Linked DNA regions of Homo sapiens: regions 2 and 3 are each linked to region 1. Evidence: chromatin contacts called from ENCODE Hi-C or POLR2A ChIA-PET data. All regions are on one chromosome and are shown on one strand. Each heading gives the region's core, a stretch centred on a gene start or an enhancer-like site at or near the end of the contact. The rest is flanking DNA. Distances are from core to core; before and after follow the strand shown. Region 1 holds the start of THUMPD1 (THUMP domain 1 NAT10 acetyltransferase adaptor). Region 2 has its middle 18 kb from the start of LINC02175. Region 3 holds the start of ZKSCAN2-DT (ZKSCAN2 divergent transcript).

Region 1 (3,712 bases), core at 843-3,342:
TGAAATATATATATTTTAACTTGTTATCTGTATGCTAATATTTGATATCCTAAGGACAGGTGGCAGAGTGTGGGCAACTGAAACCCAGCCAGCAGAAGAGAGAGAGATTTGGGGGAAGGCCAATGCCAGTGTCATGACACTGCTCTTCACAAACAACTGAGGACTTCTAGAAATCTCTGCTGTGCAGTGTCCACCAAAGAAATTCTGAAAATTAAATGCTGTATTGAATACACAGGTAAAAGCAAACAATAAGATGATAAAATTTTTGGACATAGTGGTAGATCTGGGGTTAGAACCTAGGGTTTATTGACTGTGAATTCGGTGTCCCTTTCAAAATATCAGATTACATCTTTTAGGGCTTTGTAGGAACTCAAATCTGCTAAGAGGTTTGTACCTGAAGAGTAGTATGAGAAGCACTTGTTTTTTAAACACATTCTTCAAAAGTGGCATCTTCAATGATTTTTAAAAAGACAGTAACATGATAAGTTGCCAAGACTATGGATAAAAGGCCGCAACGAAAGCAGCATGAAACAACACCAGCCAACATCCTTGGTTTTAAGTGAAATAGAAACATAGCCTGGAAAATTGAGGCTGAAATGGAATTTACTGGAAGCCTTTTGAGTAACTGTTCTATGTGGGAAATGCGCGAGGGGAAAAAACAAGACAAAATACGGCCAGGCGCGGTGGCTCACGCCTGTAATCTCAGCACTTTGGGAGGCCGAGGCGGGTGGATCACGAGGTCAGGAGATTGAGACCATCCTGACTGACACGGTAAAACCCCGTCTCTACTAAAAATAAAAAATATTAGCCGGGCGTGGTGGCGGGCGCCTGTAGTCCCAGCTACTCGGGAGGGAGGCAGGAGAATGGGGTGAACCTGGGAGGCGGAGCTTGCAGTGAGCCCAGATCGCACCACTGCACTCCAGCCTGGGCGACAGAGCGAGACTCCATCTCAAAAAAAAAAAAAAAAAATAGACAAACATACAATACCTTTGGGGGTAAACAACCTTTATCCCACGTAAATGGCAATGCAGATATAATAAGCAAATGATATAGTAAGCAAATTGCAATGGGAAGGGGAGAAGGGAAAAAAAAAAAATATATATATATATATATATATTTACACGCACCAGACTATGTTGGATTCATCACCAGACCGGGAAGCAACAGCCTGGGCTCCAGAGTCAGCCACTTGTCCGTGCACAGAGGAGGAGGGGTCTCAAGAAGCTTCCGTGTGGCCTGGGACCCTGGCTCATTTTTTTTTTTTTTTTGAGACAGAGCCTCGCTTTGTTGCCAGGCTGGAGTGCAATGGCACGATCTCGGCTTACTGCAACCGCCGCTTCCCGAGTTCGAGTGATTCCCCTGCCTCAGCCTCCCGAGTAGTTGGGACTACAGGTGCGCGCCACCACGCCTGGCTAATTTTTTGCATTTTAGTAGAGATGTTGGTCAGGATGGTCTCCATCTCCTGACCTCGTGATCTGCCTGCCTTGGCCTCCCAAAGTGCTGGGATTACAGGCGTGAGCCACCGTGCCCGGCCGACCCTGGCTCTTTTTGTAATGCGTTGATTGGCATGAGGCCCAGTCACGAGGGCCCTTCTCGACTGGGCTCAAGGAACACATAAAGGTCAACTTGTTTCTGTGATTGTCTGTTTTTCAATAACTCAAGTACAGGTACAGAGTTATCTGTAACAGTGCTGGATGAATGAATGCCTCAAGGGGCTCATGCAACCTGTTACGGGACTTGACCATTGTGTCCACGTTCAATTGAGTTCAAATTTAATATTTAACTTTTCCTCCACAGTAGCTGGCAGAATTATAGGGAAGGCTGGAGGAACAGGTACCAAGGTTGGGTGGAAGAAGCTATATGGCTGGAGCCAGCTTCAAGGGCTTGAGGAGCCACCGACACCACTTCCAGAATGGCTGCTATGCTGCCTCTACTGGATTCAGGTTGCAGTCGGGAGGCGGGGCAGGAGGCGGGGCTTGGGCGGGTATCACTCCACCCCTTTCACGATTGCAGACCGGCCTTAGGACCTGGCGCAGCACGGAATGAGGCTTCGAGGCCGGCTAGGGGAGGCCGTCGCTCATATCCGACGTCACCAGTTCGCGCCGGCGATAGACGAGGACGCCAACAGCAGCGGAGAAACGTTTCTCTTTCCTCTCAGTTTGCGCACACCATGGCGGCCCCTGCCCAGCAGACTACTCAGCCTGGCGGCGGGAAGCGCAAAGGCAAGGCTCAGTATGTGCTGGCCAAGCGCGCTCGGCGCTGCGACGCTGGCGGGCCCCGTCAGCTAGAGCCCGGGCTACAGGGCATCCTCATCACCTGCAATATGAACGAGCGCAAGTGCGTGGAGGAGGCCTACAGCCTCCTCAACGAATACGGCGACGACATGTATGGGCCAGAAAAGGTACCGGTCCCGGGGTGGGCGGGCGGGCCGGCTGCCAGGCCTTGCGGGAGGAGGGAAGGGTGGAGGGATGGCTGCTGGTATGGGCATGCGCGCCTCGGGTCGTCGGCGTGACGGCTGTAGGGGCGTGGCCTCGCCGGCGTTTCCGTCCCTAGTCCTGAGACGCTCGCAGACTTCGGTGCTATCGGTTTTGTGCTTGAAGTGCTTGCACCTTTTCTTGCCATCAGTAACCACGGTAGCTCCCATTACTTTTATTTTTATTTTTGTGAGACAGGGTCTCGCTCTGTTGCCGAGGCTGGAGTGCAGTGGCGTGATGATAGCTCAGGGAAGCCTCGACTTCTCCTGTCTCAGCCTCCAGAGTAGCTGGGACTATGAGTGCGCGCCACCACTCTCGGCTAAGTTTTGTAAATTGTAGATAAGGGGTCTCACTGTTTGGCCCAGGGTAGTCCTAAACCCTACACTCAAGCGATCCTCCCGTCTCTGCCTCTCAAGGTGCTGAGATTACAGGCGCGAGCCACTGAGCCCGGCCTACCTCCCACTTAAGGATTGCTCATTGAGGGCCAGGCGGTGTGCTGAAGCTCTTTCAGAAACACATTTTTCATGACAGCCTCGTGAAGTTGGAGTAATAATGTGTTTACCTGAAGCAATAATATTTCTGAAATAATAGGTTTACTACTAATGCTAGTTACTGCACTTAAAATACATTTTAGAACGTAAAAACTTTTACCAATATCACCTAAAGTCTTAGTGTTTGGAAATCATATTACTGGCTTAGAATCTGGACCAATACACACACGCACACTGAGGGATTAAATGAAGAAGGGTAATACAGAGGGAATTTAAATTCACGGCTCATCCTCTACTAGCTTGGGGACTCGGACATGGGCACATTATTTGATGCTGCTGAGCTAGATAAAAAAGAGAATACTTTAAGACTGGCTAGTGAGTTGCTTATGTACATAAAATACATACTGGTATGTAATAAAGTTTCTGTAAATGTATACAATTATTATTGTGCCTGACTGGCAATTTCGTTGGGCACTAGGGGGCAGAGAGCTGGGCAACAAGCACATATCCTGTCTACTCCTGTACTTTAAGCAAATTCTTTTTTTGGAAGCGGTCTTGCTCTGTCACCCAAGGTGGAGGTTGGAGTACAGTGGCATGCTCTTGCTCACTGCAACTTCCACCTCCGGGGCTGAAGCAGTCCTCCTGCCTCAGTCCCCGAGTAGCAGGGACTGCAGGCATGTGCCACCATGCCCGACTAATTTTTTGTATTTTTTGTAGAGACGGGTTCTCAGGCCATGTTGTCCAGGC
Region 2 (3,714 bases), core at 1,195-3,694, 4.3 Mb before region 1:
GTGGTGTGATCACAGCTCACTGCACCCTCAACCTCCCTGGGCTCAGGTGTCTCTCCCACCTCAGCCTCCCAAGTAGCTGGGACTACAGGCACACACCACCACACCCAGCTAATTTTTGTATTTTTTGTAGAGATGGGGTTTCATCTTGTTGCCCAGGCTGGTGTTGAATCCATCCACTGCCGCTTCCCAAAGTGCTGGGATTAGAGACGTGAGCCATAATGTGGGTTTTGAAACATACCCACCTGGATTTAGATGTTCCTACCCCTGAACATTTGTTTTATCCCTCATAACACTTGAGTTGTTTAAATGATATGCGTATGTGTACGTGTGTGTATCTGTTTGTGCGCATAAAGTCATGTGTTGCTTAACAATGGGGATGCATTCTGAGAAATGCATTCTTAGGTGATTTCGTTGTACAGACAGCACAGAGAGCACTTACGGAAACCTAGATGGTACAGCCCACTACACACCCAGGCTACATGGTATAGCCTATTGCTCCTGGGCTACAAATCTCTACAGCACATTACTGTATTGAATAATGAAGGCAACTGTAACACAATGTTAAGTATTTGTGTATCTAAACACAGCTAAACATAGAAAAAGTACACTACAAATACAGTATAAAAGGCTAAAAATGATCCACCTCTATAGGACACCTGCACTGAATGGAGTTTACAGGGCTGGAAGTTGCCCTGGGTGAGTCAGTGAGTGAGGGGTGAGTGAGTGTGAAGACGCAGGACATTACACTGTGTAAACTTTAAAAGCAGTGTATGCTAGCCAGGCACAGTGGCTCACGCCTGTAATCTCAGGACTTTGGGAGGCTGAGGTGGGCAGATCACAAGGTCAGGAGTTCGAGACCTTCCTGGACAACATGGTGAAACCCCGTCTCTTCTAAAAACACAAAAAATTAGCCAGGCATGGTGGCACATGCCTGTAATCCCAGCTACTCAGGAGGCTGAGGCAGAAGAATCGCTTGAACCTGGAAGGTGGAGGTTGCAGTGAACTAAGATCGTGCCACTACACTCCAGACTCTGTCTCAAAAAAAGAAAAAAAAAAGAAAAAAAAAACTAAGACACAATCACATACATTATCCTAGGCCTACACAGAGTCAGCACCATCAATATCACTCTCCACCACCTCTACATCTTGTTCCCCTGGAAGGTCTCCAGGGGCAATAACATGAATGGAGCTGACATCTCCCAAGATAATGATTTCTTCTTCTGGAATATTTCCTGAAGGACCTGCCTGAGGGCTTTTACAGTTAACTTTTTGTTAATAAGTAGTTGCTCTGGGTGAGTCAGCAAGTTGTTATTCTAAAATAACAATAAAAAGTACAGCATAGTAAATACATAAACCGTTAACACAGTTTTTTATCATGATCAAGTTTCATGTATTGTACATAATTGTATGTGTTACACTTTTATAGGACAGGCTGCACGGTAGGTTTGTTTACACCAGCATCCACATAAGCTCATGAGTGATGTACCGTGCTAAGACATTAGGACAGCTACGTCACTAGGTGATAAGATAATAGAGCTGAAAAATTCCCGTGGGACCGCCACCACCATATATGCGGGCAGCTGTTACCCGAAGGCATCACTGTACATGTATTTGAGATTGCAAAATTCAACTATGTTCAGCATTAAAATCTCAGATTTAGAATTTCAACTGCATGCTGCTTGTGGTCTGTAAGATATGGCACTACCTCCAACTTTAATTCTATTGTTCTTTTATACCTTTTAGTTTCATTTTTAGTTTCTATTTCCTGTTGGTTTTATTATTGGTTTATAAACGGAAGGCAGGAAGCAAAATCTTTTTTTTTTTTTTTTTTTTTTGAGACAGACTCTCATTCTGTCGCCCAGGCTGGAGTGCAGTGGCATGATCTTGGCTCACTGCAACCTCCATCTCCGGGGTTCAACTGATGCTCGTGCCTCAGCCTCCCGAGTAGCTGGGATTACAGGCACCCACCACCATGCCCGGCTAATTTTTGTACTTTTAGTAGAGACGGGTTTTCACCGTGTTGCCCAGGCTGGTCACAAACTCCTGGCCTCAAGTGATCCGCCCGCCTCAGCCTCCCAAAGTGCTGGGATTACAGGCATGAGTCACCACGCCTGGCCAGGAAGCAAAGTCTTAAGGGCAAAAGACGCTGTACTGAAACAGAGCTAGGCTTCGTCTCCCTTCCTCCTTTCAGGGCTGTTGCTAGTATACAGCTAATGTGCCAGGACTTAAATAGTAGCTGGGATTACAGGCACCCACCACCATGCCCGGCTAATTTTTGTATTTTTAGTAAAGACGGGGTTTCACCGTGTTGCCCAGGCTGGTCACGAACTCCCGACCTCAAGTGATCCGCCCGCCTCAGCCTCTCAAAGTGCTGGGATTACAGGCATGAGTCACCACGCCTGGCCAGGAAGCAGTCTTAAGGGCAAAAGACGCTGTACTGAAACAGAGCTAGGCTTCGTCTCCCTTCCTCCTTTCAGGTCTGTGGCTAGTATATAGTTAATGTGCCAGGACTTAAATGCTGAGTCACCTAAAAAGCTGAGCCTCAATCCTCAATAACCAGGAAGACTCATATAGGCTGCAATTCCCTTCCAGAGGAGACTGCCCGTGTTGCCTTTTGCTTTCATCTAATGTCTCTTTACTTTACAAAGAATAATATGATCTAAAATCTGTCTCTGTTGTAAGCAGTCACTGAATATTGGGCAAAGCATAAATGGCAAAGGGAGCAACATTCACACGAAGGTAAAAGAAATGGGGAAACCCAATCAGAAAATTCTCTTGGATCAATGTTCTGTATCTAACTCAACAAAAAGCCAGTAAATACAGAATATCATGCAAGATGCCACAGACCTGAGTAATACCAAAGTACTTTGGGAAAAGAATAAAACCCTTACCACGTATTGCAAATATTATATGGTTTGCCTGTACATTTTCTTAATGTATTTATTTTTCCTTTGTAGTAAGTGCATTTTGTGTTCTACTCACAAAATATCTGCCCACCCCATGGTTGCAAAGATATTCTCCCATGTTTTCATGTGTAAGATTTACGATTCTAGCTTTTATGTTTAGGTTTATGAACAATTACCAACTAATTTGTGTGTATGGCATGAGATGGGGTGAAGGTTAATTTCTTTCCTCATGTGAATATCCAGTTGATCTAGAATTATTCATTAAAAATAATTTCCTGGCTGGGCAGTGGCTCACACCTACAATCCCAATACTTTGGGAGGCTGAGGTGTGAGTACTGCTTGAGCCCAGGAGTTCGAGACCAACCTGGGCAACACAGTGAGACCCTGTCTCTACAAACAAAAAACAACAAAACATTAGCTGGACATGGAAGTACACACCTGCATTCCCAGCTACTTGGGAGGCTGAGGTGGGAGGATCACTTGAGCTCAGGAGGCTGGGGCTGCAGTGAGCCATGATCATACCACTGCATTCCATCTTGGGCGACAGAGGAAGACCCTCTCTTAAAAAAAAAAAAAAGAAATTAAATGACTTTCCTTCCTTCCACCAGAAAATTGACTTACTCGCTCTGGGCAAAAATCAACTGACAGTACGTATGCAGGTCTATTTCTGGACTCAGTTTCACTGATATATTTGTCTATTGTGATGTCAAGACCAATGTTTTGATTAGTGTAGCTTTATAGTAAGTCTTAAAATTAAGTGGTATAAAAAATTAGCAGTTTAAGTTCTCCAACTTTGCTCTTTTTTTTT
Region 3 (3,194 bases), core at 193-2,692, 4.5 Mb before region 1:
ACCCCTTTGCGTTGTCCCGCCTTCCTGGACCAAACCAATGTATTTAATGTATTTGACTGATGTCTCATGCCAACCTAAAACATAAAACCAAGCTGCACCCCGACCACCTTGGGCACATGTTCTCAGGGCCTCGAGAGGGCTGTATCACAGGCTGTGGTTACTCGTATTTGGCTCACAATAAATCTCTTCAAATATTTTGCACGGTTTTACTTTTCGTCAACACTCCCTATTACCTGTAACTTCTCAGTTTCCAAGAGCTGAGAGCTTGATTTGCGAGCTACCCTCCCACTTCTCCAATTCCATGGCCACTGAATGAAGGCTGCACTGCCTGATACTCACACTTGGTCTCATGCGCTGGCTCTGCAACAACGGACAGACAAGAGTTCCTTTGGGGGAAACCAGCTTCCCAGGTGACACTGTTGCCTCTGCTACATGCGCAAAGCGCAGCCTGGCACATAGTAGGTGCTCAAGAGAGGGAAAGCCGGGTCTATGAATTCAGGGACAGGGGCAGCACCAGAAGAGAGCAAGCTGGGGCCTGGCTGGCTGAACCCTGGCCCCGAGACCCCTGTGACCCCCCTTCTCATCAGGATGCACCACATGAACCTCCCCAACGCGAGGGCCAACAAGTGGCCCCAGATGAGACCGCGCCGGGAAGGGCCTGGGGCCACGCACAGATACTTCCGCCAGAAAAACACCACGCCGCGCCGTGCACCTCCGCCAGAGGAAGAAGGTCCCGCAGGGTCGGGGTAACCGCTCCATCCCCGACCGCAACCCTGGACCAGGTACAAGGAACAGATCCCTCCACCGGAACGCCGTGTCCCTCCGCCAGACACAGGAGTCCCCGCTCCCGTGCTCTCCTTCCCCGGCAGCCAGGCCCCGGTGCCGACTCCTCCGCCTCAGGGAGGCCCCGCCGCCGCCTAGATTCTCCGCCTGAAGCGGGACTCGCGACGGCAGGTTCCCTAGAATCCCTCTGTGTCCCTCCGCCCCGGGGAGGACCCTCCGCGCCCCTCTACAATCTTAAAGTCCCTCAGCGACGAGTCACCGCGCCGCGCGCTCTCGCGAGAGTCCACCGCACGGCCCCCCCCCCCTCCCCCAGCCCCTCGCCCGCCAGGACGCCTCGCGCGGGCCCCGCGGCGCTCGGTGGCAGGCGGCGCATGCGTGACTGCGGTTCCCAGCGCCCCCCGCGCTCTCCGCGGGCCGAGTGGACGAGGCCGAACGCGAGCAGCCTGCCGCTGCCCCCTGCGAGCCCTGGCTTCGCCCCGCAGCTCTTCTCCCTTCCGGGCGGAACAGTTTTTGCGGCCTTTCCTCGGCGGCAGCGGTTTCCTCAGGACGGTCGGGGCCGTCGTGGGCCCGAAAGAGCCCGGCGCCGCTCTCGGAATCCGGCGGCCCCAGCGGCACCCGCGGCGGCCTGGACGTGCTGCGGTGACCCGAGCCCGGAACCTGGCGCCGGGCGGGGCCTGCACATCCGGCCCCACCCACTCGGGGACTCGCCTCTCCGCGCCCGACCCGGGAGTAGCGGACACACCCCCTCCCGGCCCGGCTGTCCGCCTCCGCCCAGCCTTTCCTCAGCCTGCTTCATTTTTCTCCCAGTCGTCCAGCCTCCCGGTTTCCGACTTTGCACTAAGAGGGATGCACTCTGGAAAACCACATTGCGCGGTCACATCTTGTTTGGAGAAGAGGCCAGGCTTTTGCATCTTAGAGTATACGTTCACCTTTTCAAGGGCCTGGCATAGATTTGATTAATCAGCCTGGAATACCCTGTTCCTGCCGACCTGGCCGTTTTTACCTCCGTACCTTATCACACTCCCAGGAACATTAAGCAGGGAGCGCTTGGAGTCTTCTTTGGGTCCCCACCTTGAGCTAGACGTGAAGTTGACCCCTGGGCTGCAGCATGGCTGTCGCCCTCGACTCTCAGATCGACGCGCCCCTGGAGGTTGAGGGATGCCTAATAATGAAGGTGGAAAAGGACCCTGAGTGGGCATCAGAGCCCATTCTGGAAGGATCGGATAGCTCTGAGACCTTCCGCAAATGCTTCAGGCAATTCTGTTATGAGGATGTGACTGGACCCCATGAAGCTTTCAGTAAACTCTGGGAACTTTGCTGCCGGTGGCTGAAGCCAGAAATGCGTTCCAAGGAGCAAATACTTGAGCTGCTGGTGATTGAGCAGTTTCTCACCATTTTACCCGAGAAGATTCAGGCTTGGGCACAGAAGCAGTGTCCGCAAAGTGGAGAGGAAGCGGTGGCCCTGGTAGTGCATTTGGAGAAAGAGACTGGAAGACTAAGACAGCAGGTGAGAGAGGATTTTCCAAATTTTTGTACTTAGAAAAAAGGGAATGGGAAAGGCATGTGGGCAGGGATGTATTGCAGAAAGACGTGCTCTTCAGAGAAAGATAAATGGTACTAATAAAAGACCCTATAAGGGGGTCTTTTCACTTTAAGTGAATCCACTTAAAAGGGGATCAGAATTTCACATGAAATAGAAAAATAAAAGCTTTGATTGAAATATTATCTTACAATGGAAACCAGACATTATTCACCTAAGCATTTATCGTCATCTTTGGCATAATGTTTGCAACAAAACAATATAAGAGAACAATATGGTTTTGCGTCACAGAGGTTCACTTACGCATTTTGATCAAAAAAGGCTATTCTGTTCCCCCTTTAAAAAAAAAAAAAAAAGACTTCATCCGTTATCCCAGAGCCGTCTCCAAGCGTTTTACTGTTGCACTCAGTGTCTTCTGAAGTGCTCTCATGCCTTCATTTCTGTCACTCTCCTCCAGTCTAACTGCCACATCTTCATTTCTCAGTGGCTTGCATGCTCTTCTAGTTGTTCTTCAACCTCACTTTCATGAACCTCGTGAAATCCTGCAGCATTTGCAAGATTTGCGGTTTCACCTTGCATCAGACTTGCATTGTGTAGAGATCTATCAGCAGGTTGCTGTATTGGTCAGGGATAGACAGATAGATGTGGATATTAATTTTGTAAGTTTTCATTTCACTACTGTATATATTCATGTCCTGGTAACTTCTTTGCGAACGTAACAGATATAGAGTCAAATAATATCTATTCTAGCAACAAGGAGGCTCTTTCACTCCTGACAGATTTCCTTCTCTGTTTAGTATTAAATATTATTCTGGCCAGGCGCGGTGGCTCACATCTGTAATCCCAGCACTTTGGGAGGCCGAGGCATGTT

The links. A loop is a pair of places that touch in the nucleus more often than their neighbours do. ChIA-PET counts read pairs that join two places held with the same protein, here RNA polymerase II (POLR2A). Pooled maps may share reads with other maps.
Region 2: a loop to region 1 is called in a pooled map, with 5 times the contacts of the local background. The contact joins the enhancer-like site here to the promoter of THUMPD1 in region 1. A Hi-C loop is called at or near these places in 1 of 168 maps with a recorded cell type or tissue (naive thymus-derived CD4-positive, alpha-beta T cell) and 7 of 50 pooled maps. POLR2A ChIA-PET finds 5 or more read pairs at or near these places in 1 of 52 experiments (activated naive CD4-positive, alpha-beta T cell).
Region 3: a loop to region 1 is called in a pooled map, with 17 times the contacts of the local background. The contact joins the promoter of ZKSCAN2-DT here to the promoter of THUMPD1 in region 1. A Hi-C loop is called at or near these places in 11 of 50 pooled maps.

Annotation. Positions count from the first base shown.
Region 1 is chr16:20,740,198-20,743,909 of GRCh38, reverse strand. THUMPD1 (THUMP domain 1 NAT10 acetyltransferase adaptor) reads left to right here and starts at 2,092. Exons shown (of 4, transcript NM_017736.5): 1 at 2,092-2,401. The coding sequence starts at 2,171. It also overlaps a transcript of ACSM3 not described here. RefSeq lists enhancers at 2,017-2,286, 2,297-2,346, 2,647-2,786, 2,817-2,906.
Region 2 is chr16:25,047,506-25,051,219 of GRCh38, reverse strand. No RefSeq gene overlaps it. Among named protein-coding and RNA genes, the nearest start is that of LINC02175, 18 kb to the left of the region's middle. RefSeq lists a silencer at 1,398-1,692. Within about 2 kb of position 2,444, at least 41 of the 41 ENCODE cell types and tissues checked have a DNase peak (open chromatin) inside an H3K27ac peak, as active enhancers do.
Region 3 is chr16:25,255,825-25,259,018 of GRCh38, reverse strand. ZKSCAN2-DT (ZKSCAN2 divergent transcript) reads right to left here and starts at 1,442. Exons shown (of 1, transcript NR_170220.1): 1 at 1-1,442. It overlaps ZKSCAN2 (zinc finger with KRAB and SCAN domains 2), which reads left to right and starts at 1,174. Exons shown (of 7, transcript NM_001012981.5): 1 at 1,174-2,290. The coding sequence starts at 1,892. RefSeq lists enhancers at 313-392, 513-832, 1,248-1,808 and silencers at 1,043-1,242, 1,323-1,562.